Regions from separate parts of the Homo sapiens genome. Here all the other regions are linked to region 1. A link is a contact called in ENCODE Hi-C or POLR2A ChIA-PET data. All regions are on one chromosome and are shown on one strand. Each heading gives the region's core, a stretch centred on a gene start or an enhancer-like site at or near the end of the contact. The rest is flanking DNA. Distances are from core to core; before and after follow the strand shown.

Region 1 (4,867 bases), core at 1,895-4,394:
AATGCATCCCTGAATGATTTCCTGGAACAGAACCTGCACTGTACTGCACTGTAATATGTGAGAGAAATAAATATCTATCCTATTTAAACCAGGGCATTTTGGCTTCTCTTTGCAGCAGCTGGGCACTTGCCCTAAATAATACAGAAATGTGCATAGTGCTGCCATAACTGAAACCTAAGATGTGGCATTGGTACAATGAGAGAATCACAGGTGATGGGGACGTGGGTATTTCAGGCTAAAATGTTGACCACCCTTGTTCTATTGTCAAAAAACATTTGGCAAAGCTATTACCTACAATAACTGGAGAAGCAGATCGCTTCTCCTATTGCTTCAAATGAAGCTATTGGAAAGAATCCAAATGTCAATCTGTGTTGGCTTCTCTTTGCTGTCTATAAACAGGTTTTTAAAAAAGTGATCAACTAAGACAAGAATTGACAAGTTTGCAAGCAGAGCTGGAAGAAAGTAGAGAGCATCCAAAAAGAAGAGACTTGTTAAGGGTTGAAAAGCCAACTGATACGTAAAGAGGCTTATAATAGCACTTAATTGAACCAGAGCTGCAAGTGATAAAACCAGTACTCACGCCCTTTCTCAAAGGCCTGTTAAGACTCCTCAGCCACACAGAGAGGAAGCCTCAGGCAAAGAACAAATCCAGGGTGTTGCCTTTCTACCCAAGCCAATTTTTTTTTTTTCAGATAGCTTCAAGGTACCTACGATTCAAACAGGAAAGAAAAGTGTGTCAAACCTACAAGCCAGGAAATAGGTCAGCCTGAATATCCACGTGCAGAAAAGAACATTGAGAGTGGTCAGTGGCCCAGGTACTGACTGGAAGTAAGCAGACCCAAAGCCAACTGAGTTCTTAATCAGAAGCAGTGTTTTGGTAAAAAACCCTGGTGAATAAGACATTCAATAAGTCACATGAGTATGATGGGCTCAGAAGGCAAACCCAAATCTGGATGTGTCTCCCCCATTGAGGACAAATCACTGCCCCCTCCAAGATGTTCACGGGCTGCTTCCTGCCATTGACTGACGGGACACTCAGGCCTGCAGCAGCCAAGTCAGCCTCAGTGAGAGGAGGCCTATTCTTCTGAGCCATGTGGGACCCCTGACCTTACTGCACAGACATTTGCTCACGAGCACATTGAGAAAATGCCAGAGTGTGAAACTGAGTAGGTCACATGTCCACAGAACAGGTCACCTTGTCCATTGATCCTTGACATCCTGCAGTTTTATTTGTGCTGTAAGGTTGGATCCAGTCTTGCTATGCTCCTCCTGCTTCATGGTTTAATGGTCCAGAGAAGACCCATTCATGATGAGAAGTATGGGCCACATGGTCACAGGGCACCCCAGGGTCAGGCTTTTAGCCTCCCTCAGAGACCACTAATAAGCCAACAGATGTTTTCCAGAATGAGACTAGTTATTTCCTGAAGAGGGTAGGATTTTAGTCCAAAACCCTGGAAGCCATGGCCGTGTGTCTACTGTCAGGGTTTGCCACCAACTTCCTGCTTGGTCTCCTCTCTAGTGTTACCTCTTCCATCTAACTTTCATATTACAGCCAGAGTGATGTTTCTAAAACTGAAATCTGGCCCTGGCTAAAATCTGATCATTAATTTGTACATCTTTAATAAGCATCAATTATGTGCCTGTTCTAGGTCTCGAGAATTCAGCAGGGACAAAGTAGAGGGCCCTTGTTTTATCCTTTGAATCTGTAAAAGAAGCTAACCTCATAATGTGACATGAGGGGCACTAGCCCTGCAATGGCGGCAAAATTTCACCATTAGACTTTCATTCTTTGAACAAAGCTGTTTATCTTATTCTAAAATGCAAATGTGCTTGAGCACAGTAAAGCTTTGTCATTCATGGTCATAAACAATTTTGGGTAAATTTATTTATATGATGAGTTCCAATATGACAACCCAAGCTTATCTAGATGAGTTTTGTGGCATCCTTGATAGGGGCTTTTATAGACAGGAAAAATTACTAAGGGGATACTGTGATTTTCTTAAATTAATACTTTATTTATTAAAATTACAAATTTAAATTCCTCATTATTCCTTGAATTTTTAAGTCCAACTCATAAACCTTATTACTTTGTTTATGAATCTGGCAACTTTTAACCATCACTTTTAAGTGGCCTTTTATACTTTAATTGAATTAGTTTAAATATTTAAAAACTTGATTTTTTTTACCCTTTTTGAATACTTCAATTGTGCAACAAAAAAGTTCAAGAACTGTAAGATATCTAAGCCTTTACCCTACCTGGAAACTAACTAATTGACTTGTCAGTGTTTCTTAGATGCTGGCAGAAGACATGAGACTCTTGGATCAGAGACAAAGGGCTTTAATACTCACAGCAATAGCTTTAACCAGAGTGTCATTCTTTTGCATCAGTCCACTTTTTGTTAGGTCTGGAATAGGACCCAAATACAATGTGATGAATAAATTTAATGTGGTACCCTAAATGGGATCCAGGTACAGAAAAGAAAAAAAAGGACATTAAGTAAAAACTAAATAAAGCATGGACTTTAGTTAACAATAATGTATCAATTAATTTAGTTCATTATTTATGACAAATGTACTATACTAATATAAGATTTTAACAATAGGGGAAACCAGGCGTGGGGTATATATATGAGAACTCTCTGTACTATCTTCATAATTATTTTGAAAATTTGAAAATATTCTTAGTTTTTTTAAGTTGAGCAAGTGAAAAATATTAGATAAAACGACAATACATATTGTACTTGAATTTAGAAACATTGTGAAAATTATAGCCAAATGACTGAAGTTTGGGAACACTGGTTTTGAGAATAACAGGGATGGCTGAACTATGCTGAACCCTTGATCCTTCCCACCAGTGTGACAGGAAGATGTGTGATTACACCACAGTACTATCTACCCACAGCTTACAATTTCAGATGGTTATTCCACAGCACTAAGTAGAAGACTCTTTCATGAACCATCCTGAGAATGGGCAGGCACTAACCACCAAAAGCAGAGCTGAAACTTCTCTGAGAGTGAGACATGTCTTTCTTTAGAGGAACTGGGGCTTCTTGGTGGCTGGGTTCTCAGGGGATTTCTTAGTGGAGAGTTACTATAAACATCTAAGCTCTGGTTTACCACAAAGGTTTGGCCCTTCAGACACCTGGTGTCTTTTAGCAGCACCCTCAGCAAACATGAGTCCTTGTCTACAGATAAGACCTCAGGCTCAGAGAATAGGGATTGGAAGCTGAGGATCACACCACTGATGGCCCATTCTCAGGAGCCCTCTACCATCTCTCTTCTCACCCTGTTCACAATCACCTAGGGATTGTAGCACTTGTCCCCCTCCCCAACTTCAACACCCAAGGTCCCAAAGTGATAGACAGAGTGCCAACATTCCTTATCTGTAAAATAGAGGATAACAGGAGAGAGATGGTCTACATCAGCAAGTCTGGAGTTTTAGCCTATGCAATAATTGTCTGGAAGGCTTGTGAAAACACAGGGAACTGGGCCCCACCTCCAGAGTTCCTTTTTCATAGAGTCAGTAATTTGCATTTCTAACAAATCCCAGGTGACACTGATGCTCTGGTTGGGAGCTGCACTTTGAGAACCACTGGTTTAAATGATCTCAGGGGCATCTTTCAACTTTCATAGTCATTAAATCCATGTGTCTCAGACTCATGTGATCATGAGACTCACCCAGAGTCTTGGTTAAATGCACAGATCAGCAGGCCCCACCCCAAACTTTCTGACTCAGAATTACAAGATGAGCAGCCCAGGTGATTCTTATGATCAGAGGAATTTGGGAATCTTTATAATACCAAAAGCCAGCGCACCATCAGTGAATACGGTCTTTGAGCAGGACATGGTGAGAAATTGAGGGCATTCAAACATGGCACACAGGCCCAGGAGAAATGAGTAAAGCTGAAGGAGGGGGTGAGAAGGGATCAACAGGGTCAAAGTTTTGCCCTGACCCTTGCCCATGGCACGCATAGCACTGCAAAAATCATCTCAACCACTGGACATGAGCCTTTGCTACTCCACTGTCCATTAGATGGGGAGGGAAGGAGGCTCAAGGGGATACAAATGGCCAAGGTGATGCTGGGTCAAAGGGCAACTTCAGAAGGTCATAAATGTAACATTCATTGAGTGTTTTGGCCTTAAATTCATTTATATGATGAGTTCTAATATGACAGCAGCCTAAGCTTGTCTATGAGTTTTATGGCATCCTTGACAGTCGCATTTGTACACAAACAGGTCAACCCACGAGCATGGTGTACTGGGAGGGCTGGAAGGGCTAGAATGGCAGTGCCCATCAAAATACAGCTCAAAGACCCCAGTCATTTTCCCAACAGAAAACAATACCCAATTAAGCTGGAAGCAAGAAAGGGCATAGTGTCTGTAGTTAAGGGGTTGCTTGCCCGTGGACTTCTGAAATCCTGTAATTCTCCCTGTAATACCCTCATTTTGACCATTTTGAAGCCTTTGGGGGAATACCATATGGTACAGGAGCTCAGGGCAATGAATGAGGTCGTGATCCCAGCCCACCCATTAGTGGCAGATCCACGTACTCTTCTGACTCGAGTGCCGGGGAATGCAAAATGGTTTTAAGGTTTTTTGGTCAGATGCCTCCTGGGTTGGACTACATACAAGAAGGTCATCTACATGTTGGAGTATACTCCCACTTTCTAATTGAAAATTCCTCAGATCCCTTTCTAGGGCTCAGGCAAAAAAAAAAAAAAAAAGGAGCTGTCCCAAAAGCCCTGAGGGAGTAATTTCCAAGTGTATTGTTTTGTTTTTCTCTGCCATTCAAAAGGAAAAAGGTATTGAGACTCCAGGCTCAGCGGGCTTAAGTGGTGTGACCAATGTCAGAGGCTATAATAGTTGC
Region 2 (4,395 bases), core at 1,499-3,998, 560 kb before region 1:
TCATAATGACATAAATATTAATTCAACTAAAATATTAATAGAAAGAAATAAAAATATATTTCATTAAATAAATAGATGATAGTTTACGAATGTACATGTCATTATTTTATTATTCATTCAAATACTGCTGGCCTATCAACTGGAAGCTTTGACATGCATAATAAGAATTCAATTCCAGGGAAGCCGAGGCAGGCGGATCACAAAGTCAGGAGATGGAGACCAGCCTGGCCAACATGGTGAAACCCCGCCTCTACTAAAAATACAAAAATTAGCTGGGCATGGTGGCATGTGCCTGTAATCCCAGCTACTCAGGAGGCTGAGACAGGAGAATCACTTGAACCCGGGAGGCAGAGGTTGCAGTGAGCTGAGATCATGTCACTGCACTCTGGCCTGGCGCCATAGCAAGACTCCGTCTCAAAAAAAAAAAAAAAATTCAATTACATTGTCTTTCATATTTAGCCAACACTCAATTACATAAAAATTATAGCTTCATGCACTTATATATTTAAAATATTGTTGTAAAAGGATATATCTGTTCTAATTTAATGTTCTAATTTAATTCCAATAGGAATAGTGTCACCCAATATAAGCACAGTTACCAGGGAACCAACTCAGTGTGCCTGGGAGCATTTTCCAAAGAAAATGCTATGAATCCCCACATCCCATTGAGACTTATCTATTATACCACTTCTCACGGTGTATCAATTATTTTCTGTGTGCTGGTCTATTCCAACAGAGCACAAGCCCTTTAGGGGTAAGGACTATAACTTTTCATGTTCGTTTCTAATATCTAACTCAGACAGAGCCTTCTGCATAGAAAGTACTTAAACATTTATTAAATGAATCAATGAGTTCACAAATAGACAAAATTTCTGACAAATTCAGAGCTTCTAATACTCATATCACATATTAACATCATATATAATATTATATATTACATAATAATATTAGAGAGTTCAGTATAATTTCTTTACATCTTAATGCATCAGAAAGAGCTTTACTAAGCCATTGATACTGAAATTAAAAGCAATTCACATTCACATTCTTGCTAAATATTAATTATATTCAAACCTAAATAAGTCATAAATCAAGTGAGACGTGATGTTTTCAAACTTGAATAACCTTTTCCTAATTGAATTTTTAAATTATAAATATGGCAATGCTAAGTACAACCAATATAAACACAAAAGATCATAAAGTGAAAAATAAAAATCTCCTGCCTTCTCAGTCATATAGTCCAAGAGGCAACTACATCTAACAGTTCGGGGAGTTTCCATCCAGATAGTTTTGATGCCTTGAAAATATTTTTTTCCACATACTCACAACTACCAACAGGTAATTTTTTTTTCCATTCTTTCCTTTTCTTTTCTTTTTCTTTTTTTTGTTTTTTACCCAAACTTGAATTGTAGTATCTAGATTGTCTTGCAAATTGTTTTCATCACTTAAAAATATTTTGCTGTAAACATCTTGCTAGACAGTTTTTACAATGTTCTCTTCAGGTTATTCAGACACTGGATAGCAATAAATTTTTAGAGTTCATTTTCAACATGTAATTATAAGTACTTAAGGAAAACAGGACTATATTATTTCAGTTGAACATCTCACCAAGCTCTTCTCACATTCATTTTCTCGATAATCTCTTGAAATGATGGTTTGGTCTTGAAGTTCTTGGTTATCGAAGCTCAAGTCTCACTGTGACATCACTTGGGAAGTCCAGGCTTATCCGGCTTATCCATGAACAGAAATTGCCCTGGGGATTTCAGATCTACCTCATTTGGAAAATTCAGAAAATTATGTAGAAGTCACATCAAGAAACCTTTGATTTGAAAGTGAACTCATTTATTAACTTTTCTATACATTTTTAAAAAGGAAAGTGTGTATGTAGAAGCATCTCCTTTTTTAAAAAAAAGTGCTGGAGGGCTGAAAATATCATTTTCACTTTCATTTAGTCAGGCAAAGAGTTAACCCACAATAAACAAACTACCATGTTACCAAGTAAACATAAGATAGTCAGTTTTACTTAGAAGTTGTTTTCAATATTTTATTTTAATTCAGCTGAAGGGGAAGCTAGATATTTGGCTAGCAACCTTCACCCTAACAATAAAGAAATCAACACATCTGTTCTATATCTGGCCAGGCTCTGCGGCCCCCTCAAAATTTGACACATTATTATGCTTCTCTGGGCTTCCATTATGTCATTTCTAAAACAAATGTGTTGGATGAGATTATCTTACTGCTTTCTAAAATTACAATTCAACCAAATTGTGACTTCAACCAAAACTATAATTATTTACTAAGGATAATTTGGTCTATGTTTCCTTGTATTGAACTAATATACAGTTTTTAAAAATAATTTTTAGGGGAAATGATGAGATATGTCCCCTAATAATTTAGAAATGTGATGTGATGTCCATTACCCTCTCAGAATTAAGCTATGAAGATAATGCAAAAGGGACCAAGACAAAAAGATGAAAAGTTTGACTGAAAATATTAGCACATGTAAAGGAGGGATGTATCAAAAGAAAGTTTTTGCCACCTCCGTCTTCCCCATCTCACCACCAGGGAAAATAGGGAAGGGTTTAAGGAATAAGGGAGGCACAGGAGAGACGGAAGGGTCAAGGTCAATGGGAGGTGAGTGTGGCTGCCATCCTCACCTGGTGCTCTCCACTGCTGGAGACAACAATGATCTTGGTCGTACGGACTGCTCACATGCTCAGCCAGCTAACTGAGAGAGCCATTTGCCATCCCCTGAGAAAGTAAACATTCCTCCAGTCATCCATCAGTTTAGAATAACAGACATGATTATAAAGCCAGCAACAATATTTATGGGAAACAATGTTTCTCCTAAGGACCACAGCTATAAAGTGTCACGCAACCTTCCTTCTTCTTTGAAGGATTACTGCCTTCTTACTCATGAAGAAACAAGTTTATCTAACATCATAGACTATCAAAATGTCACATTTGAAATAGTATCATTAAGGATGAAATATTCCATTCTTGCCCGGAGGATCTCAGTCACCTTGACCCAGTGAAGCAGCCTCCATTTCCAAGCCAGTTATAGAGCTTCAGATAAGGGGTGTCTAGACACAATATTCAACATCAATCTTAACTTAGTAGTTTTTAAGGAAACAGGGCCTGAAGTCCATGTCATGGTCCAGACTTGATATTGATCCTCTACTCAAAGTCTTGTTTTGTTTTGAGCCTATCAAAGCACTGCTTCATTTAATGTTCACCTTAATTCCACCCTTCCTTCAAATTCTATAATAACTCAGCTTTTTCCTTGTTTGGAAATGGTTCTATAAACTTAATTTTTCAGACTTCAGGTCTGTTCCTTTTGGTTCTAGGCTGATGGGCTAGGACATCTTGTAGATCTACCATAGTAGAGAATGCTCTGTGTGATTGTCATGTTTCTCATTATAAGTTAATTCTTTTAACTTTTAAAAAATGTTGATTCTTGCTTATAGTAGGTCTGCCCCCAAGAGATAGACACCCTATTGGGAAACAAGAAAATCATTTAATTTTAAGCCCATCAGGTGTCAAAACACTATATCTTTAAATAAGTAATGAATGAGCACTTGGTAGGCTTTAGAAGACAGCCCCAGAGACCACCTTGTGTGGACAAGTATATATTCCTCTAACTTCTACACCTTCCAGAATGATAGGAACACTAAATACTGATAATATTGTGGCTCACTGAGCTGCAGAAATTTGGCAGAACTTTTGTCTGTGGAAATGATAAAATTGACACGAAAATTTGGAGGGAGAAAAGTGCTTCATGATTTGGAGATCAATTTATAAAAAAAAGTTTTTAAACAGAAAAAGAAATTCACAAAGTATCCTCTCTAGGGTTTCTCTAAACACAGAAATTCCATTGAGTACGTTTTTCCACACTGGCCTTTGTTCGGTGCTTTGTTTCTGTGGAGAGGCTGCAGGAACTGCTGTGGGGCTGAAATGGGTCCTGACTTCAAACTGAACAGCGTATTCAAGATTTTGTTTGAATATGACTCGCTACCAAAAAAGAAAGTTTGGAAATCACTGACGTAGCACTGTTTTTATATCATCTATTACATAAGCAGGACACACTGATTTTAGAATCACAGTAACCATCAATGTTCCCAATTGCCCATGTGGGGAAAAAATGTCATTCTCAAGAACTTTGGCTTTGAATGGGTGGTTGGGAGCCCACTGGGACTAGAGCTTAGTTCCAACCTTTCTGATTTACTTAAATTGTCCTGTAAGAAGATATCATGATGAAATTTAGTTTCTATCCAACAGACGGCAGTGGTAAAACTGTTAGCTTGGAAGGGATGTCGCCCTGAAGGACTGAGTACTGAGGATGGGCATGGTAAGTTTGGAAGCAGGAAATGAGCATAAATGTCATTTGGCTCTTTCTTT
Region 3 (4,788 bases), core at 336-2,835, 820 kb before region 1:
TGGGACTACAGGCATGTGCCACCATGCCCAGCTAATTTTTGTATTTTTGATAGAGATGGGGTTTCACCATGTTGGCCAGGATGATCTCGATCTCTTGACCTCTTGATCTGCCTGCCTTGGCCTCCCAAAGTGCTGAGATTACAGGTGTGATCATTTTCTTAATCTGTGAAATGGGGCTAATAACATCTGCTCTGGCTATTACTCTGGGTTTTTATAATAACAAATGAAACAAAAGATGGATCAAATTAAATGACAGAAAACTAATTACACTACACCATAACAGTGTGCTAGACATACTGTTATGAAACAGTATGTTTAACATGATCCCAACTGGAGGAGTGGGGTAGGAGAGGGGCAGGGGGTGGTGGTGATGAATATTTAAAGGCATAGAAAAAAATGCTAGAAGAATATTTCCCAAAATATTGAGGTGCAATTTTGGGGAGATGATCTAGAGCAATAATTTTTTTTTCTTAATGTTCTGCAAATTTCCCCAAAATTTCTCACGTAAACGTGAATTACCTATATAATCAGAAAAAAAGTGAATGTTTAGAAGTACACTGTAGATTGAGAGGCTGCACCTTCTCCCCCTCGCTGGGTGGCCTCACTTGCACTCTGTTGCTTGATCCTTGGCTGAACAAATCAACAACACAAACTAACAACAACACAAATACATAGACTATGACAAAGTAAGGAATTATCATGATGGGCATTAATAAGCAGCGGGAGGCCTCTGTCTTTGGTTTTGTAAAATGTGATTTTGAGTATTCTGTCAGCACTTAGGGGCTTTTGAAATATTATATTGTGTCAGGGCTTAGCAGTGGAAATAAGCCAAGAAAAGGTGCCTCAAAATTGCCTGAAAGCAGATGACAGAAGCAGTTTGCTTTGCTGGGGATCCTCAGCCTCTGTCACTTTGGGGCTGCACAGTGGAGGGAGGTGGCAGGAGCATTGCTGTGGGTGGCAGAGGCCTGTCTTAATGCCAGTTTCTGCAGTGAATGCTGCAAACATCAAGAATGCAGAAGTGGCCCAGGCAGGCTCATTGGCACTCTAAACAAAGCCCGACCCAAATTGAATGTGGAAATGAACTTTGAGGAAGAGTGTAAGGATGTGGACAAGTTTGGCTTTCTTTATAAAGTGACCGCTATCTTTCCTATATTTAAAATTTACAGAAAGAAACTGCTACATTTTTCCTTCAGGCCATGGTAAAGGTTAGAAGTATGAAGTATGAAGTATATTTTCCAAAATGCAAACCTTTCTTGTTTTTCAAAGCAAATACAAGCTGTTTTATGAAGAAGTGCTGGCAAAAGTCCAGAAACTAGCACAGAACTGAAATCAAGGTTGAAAAGAAACGATTCAAAGGAAAACATCTATTTAAGTGGGAACCACACCAACACGTGGGATTTGGCTCCCACCGGAGGCAGCCCGCAGACACCAGGTGTCACGTTTAACTGATAGTGCTTGTTGCTGACCCTGTGGGTGGCAGGAAGGAAGAGGAGTGACTGTGGCATTCGGCAGAGGATGAGCTTTGTCCTATCACTGGCACAGAAGCTGAATTCTTAGATGGCTCGACCACGGGGTTGTGTGGTGAAAAGGGGGATTTCCACTTTCAAAAATAGTATGACTTCAGTTAGGCTTGAAATTGCCTTTTTGGGAAGTTTATTATATTTAGAAACCCCCATTCTCCCCACCCCCCAGTGGCTTTTAAAGTCCATCTGCAGCATGGCACAAGTCTTCAAAAGTTTATTGACTTAATTTACCCCGGGGTTTGGAATCAAGATGTTTTCTTAAAATGTCTGAAACAACCATTGCATTGACAAAAATACATTTTAATTAAAATGCTGAAAGTAGTAAAATGGCAAGGGACCTTTTTTCCTCTTCAGAGTTCTCTCTACTTTTCAAATTGCCTATTTTGTGGTTTTCACAAAGGGTATTGATATCCCAACTCTGGGCAGTGTGCTCTGCTTGCTAGCTTCTGGGAGCCACTGCCTGGAGTCAGGCAGCCACAGGAATCTCCATGTCACCTAGGATGTCAATTACACAAACTGCAAAAGTAGAATCAACTAAAAAAATTCAATAATGAGCATTTTTGTTTAAAAAGTAAACATCAATGTATTGCATTTAGAAGAAAAAAAATCCTTGTAAAATGTAGTAGTCCCGTAAGGAAAGATGAGTTTTCAAAGATGAGCTTTTCATGGAGGCTAAGATGACAGCCCGCTTCCAGTTCAGCAGGAGCCCCTTGGTATGTTTGGCCACCCAGCACAGTGCAATGTGAGAAGGCAGGCAGATTATGTATCGTGGATTTAATTTTGGATTTAGGGAGGCACATGGTCTGCCCAATTCAGTTTCCATTTTTTTCTGTCCTCCCTGAAAACAACTTTCTGTGCAACTTCAATGTGCTGTTCCTCTCAATAACTCCAGCCTGTGGCTAATTTGGACCAGGACAAGGAGAAAAGCTCTTTCTTGCTATGAGTTGCTAAAGGATTCATAGAAGCTAATTCTTCGCCTCCATTTGAAAAGTGGAAGGAAGGTAAAGAATTCCTACTGATCTCCTGTTTCCTACCTTGGAGCAGTGATGTCAAACTCTGTAATCAGTGGTAGTAGCTTTGCATCACATTACTTCAAAATATCTCCTTTACCTGATCACCATTAACTTGAAATCGCTGATTTTTTGGGTGCAATCTCTGCCCCAAGTTTCCACAGAATGTTTTATAACAAATCTTTTGGGTTTTTTTCTTCCCAACTTATTAATCATTTGCCAGCATAAGCAGTAACATGACCAGCAGACAGTCTTTTTGGGTAAACCTCTGACTACCTTTCTCTGTTGGTGGAATTTAGGAACCATGTGTAGCAATGCAACAACTGAGCCTGCCAATCTCTAATGAGAGCTTGGGACATTTCAGGCTACTCTTTGGCCTTAAATTCCTCTCCTCTCATGGAAACTTTCCTTTCATCTATCCTATCCTTTTCCAAGGCACATTCCAAGATGTTGACCAACTGATCTATTAATGAGCTTCTGGGAGTAAGTGAAAGGGAATTTAGGTGCTTATAAATGAAGTCTTACAAGCCCAACCCCTTTGTTGACTCAGAGGGCTGTAACTACAGCTGGCACGGGGGAGGGGAACTGGTCCTGGCAGGTCAGGATAAAGAGGTGTTTTGAATAATACCCCTTCCCCTAAAAGGTGGGCTTGGTTTAGTGATGGTGATCCACCCCACACACTGTACTTGGAAGCCAACCAGCAGTCTAAAGTTTGGAGGTAATTTTCTCTCCGAAGCTGGGCCCCATCCCCCTTTTCCCTCCAGCTTTACCACTTTATTCTGAGTCAGGTCCAGTTTTGTTTATGTTTTTCAGAGGGCCACCTACAAATATCAGCAAAACCCCTAGCACAAAAGAAGAGATCAATGCCTGTGTCTGGGGGTTAGGGAGGAAGTGGGCTCGAAGGGGAGGAAATTGGAGCAATTTTGGGAACAAAGCACACAGCCGGAGGCCTGAGAGGAAAACTTCGGGTGGGCAGGACACTTTGGGGGTCCCAGTCCTGTATGGAGAGGAGCTGGAGTCTGGTGGAAAGGGAGGGGAAAGGCAGAGTGGCAGAGCAGGTGATCCTGCCGCGTCATCAACAGGGAAGGCTGGCAAATCGTATCACCTTTCCAGGACTCCGTTTCCTATTCGGCAAATTGAGGGAATTAATTGCTTTGGATCAATGCTTTCTCTCTGAGGTTCCTTCATCTAGCTTTGCATTTCAGCAAGATGAATTTCAGTGGAGCTTCTAATCCAACAGAAAGCTCTTAAAGAGAAACGTCGACAGGTCCTGGAAAGTGAATACTGACGGGATTCGTGAATGGCGAGAAGAAAGAAAAGACTGAGGACTGAAACTGTGAGGAGCAATACAGAGGGGTGGGTGAGGGTGGCTCTGCTGTGCACTAGCTGTGCCACCTATGGCTGTGATAGCATCGCTCTGAAGCTTTCTCAGCTATAAAACATAAAACCGGGATAATACCAGGACCTGTTGAATTGGTACCTGTGCACATTGTGAGGTTAGCTGACAATGAATGTGAAGATCTTAGCTCAGAGCCTGGCACATTGGCGAGAAATGTTGGCTGCTGCCGTTACGCACATGAGGATGAAGTCACGGGTAAAGGAAGGAGAAGAGCACATTGAAGGCTTTTGAGGGTGCTGTGGCTTAGGGAAACTCCCACTGGAGGTACGTGATCCACAGAGAAAATGAAGCAGTCTGGTAAATCAGAAAAGACCCTGATGAAGGAAACCTATCAGAAATAGATATCCCAGGCCAGTGCTATGCCAGGTTACATTGCAGCCTGGAGCAAAAAGAAAACTCAATAATATTGACCTCAGGTTTATTTAAAATTATCATATTTTGCTCATCATGGATTTTTTTTGCATTAGTGTCTATTTTTAAAAGACACATTAAAATACTAGTTATCTTGGTTACTGAGTTTTTGGCCATCTCCTTAAATACTGTGCTCAAAAGCAAGTGCTTCACTAACCTTATCCTAGTCCTGGCCTTGTCTAAAACAAGGCTGAAGACTTGATCAGTCATCGAAGTTGATTCTATAACAAAACGATAGTAATTTGGTATAGAAGACCCAGAGCCATCTAAATGATTACAACAGCAAGGACAGAAGGAAATATGTCTTTTTTTCTACTGACAATGGAAGAAAAGTCTGAAAATACGAAATACCCCATCCTAGCACCCACTGCCATAAAAAAAAAATCTGGGCCTCTCAGACCCAGATTCTAGGAAAATTACTACAGCATCATTAACATAGTTTTGC

Evidence for each region. Hi-C counts contacts between places; a loop is a spot of excess contacts on that map. ChIA-PET counts read pairs that join two places held with the same protein, here RNA polymerase II (POLR2A). Pooled maps may share reads with other maps.
Region 2: a loop to region 1 is called in a pooled map, with 2.2 times the contacts of the local background. The contact joins the promoter of LINC03004 here to the enhancer-like site in region 1. A Hi-C loop is called at or near these places in 3 of 37 single-sample maps with no recorded cell type and 6 of 50 pooled maps. POLR2A ChIA-PET finds 5 or more read pairs at or near these places in 1 of 52 experiments (GM12878).
Region 3: a loop to region 1 is called in a map of GM12878, with 4 times the contacts of the local background. The contact joins two enhancer-like sites. A Hi-C loop is called at or near these places in 1 of 168 maps with a recorded cell type or tissue (GM12878), 16 of 37 single-sample maps with no recorded cell type and 6 of 50 pooled maps. POLR2A ChIA-PET finds 5 or more read pairs at or near these places in 2 of 52 experiments (GM12878 and activated T-cell).

The regions. Positions count from the first base shown.
Region 1 is chr6:137,101,393-137,106,259 of GRCh38, reverse strand. No RefSeq gene overlaps it. Among named protein-coding and RNA genes, the nearest start is that of IL20RA, 59 kb to the right of the region's middle. RefSeq lists an enhancer at 80-139. Within about 2 kb of position 3,144, at least 5 of the 41 ENCODE cell types and tissues checked have a DNase peak (open chromatin) inside an H3K27ac peak, as active enhancers do; they include GM12878, where a contact is called at or near this core.
Region 2 is chr6:137,663,999-137,668,393 of GRCh38, reverse strand. LINC03004 (long intergenic non-protein coding RNA 3004) reads right to left here and starts at 2,748. Exons shown (of 4, transcript NR_125867.1): 1 at 2,655-2,748.
Region 3 is chr6:137,924,673-137,929,460 of GRCh38, reverse strand. No RefSeq gene overlaps it. Among named protein-coding and RNA genes, the nearest start is that of LINC02865, 18 kb to the left of the region's middle. RefSeq lists enhancers at 1,497-1,736, 2,582-3,781. Within about 2 kb of position 1,585, at least 12 of the 41 ENCODE cell types and tissues checked have a DNase peak (open chromatin) inside an H3K27ac peak, as active enhancers do; they include GM12878, where a contact is called at or near this core.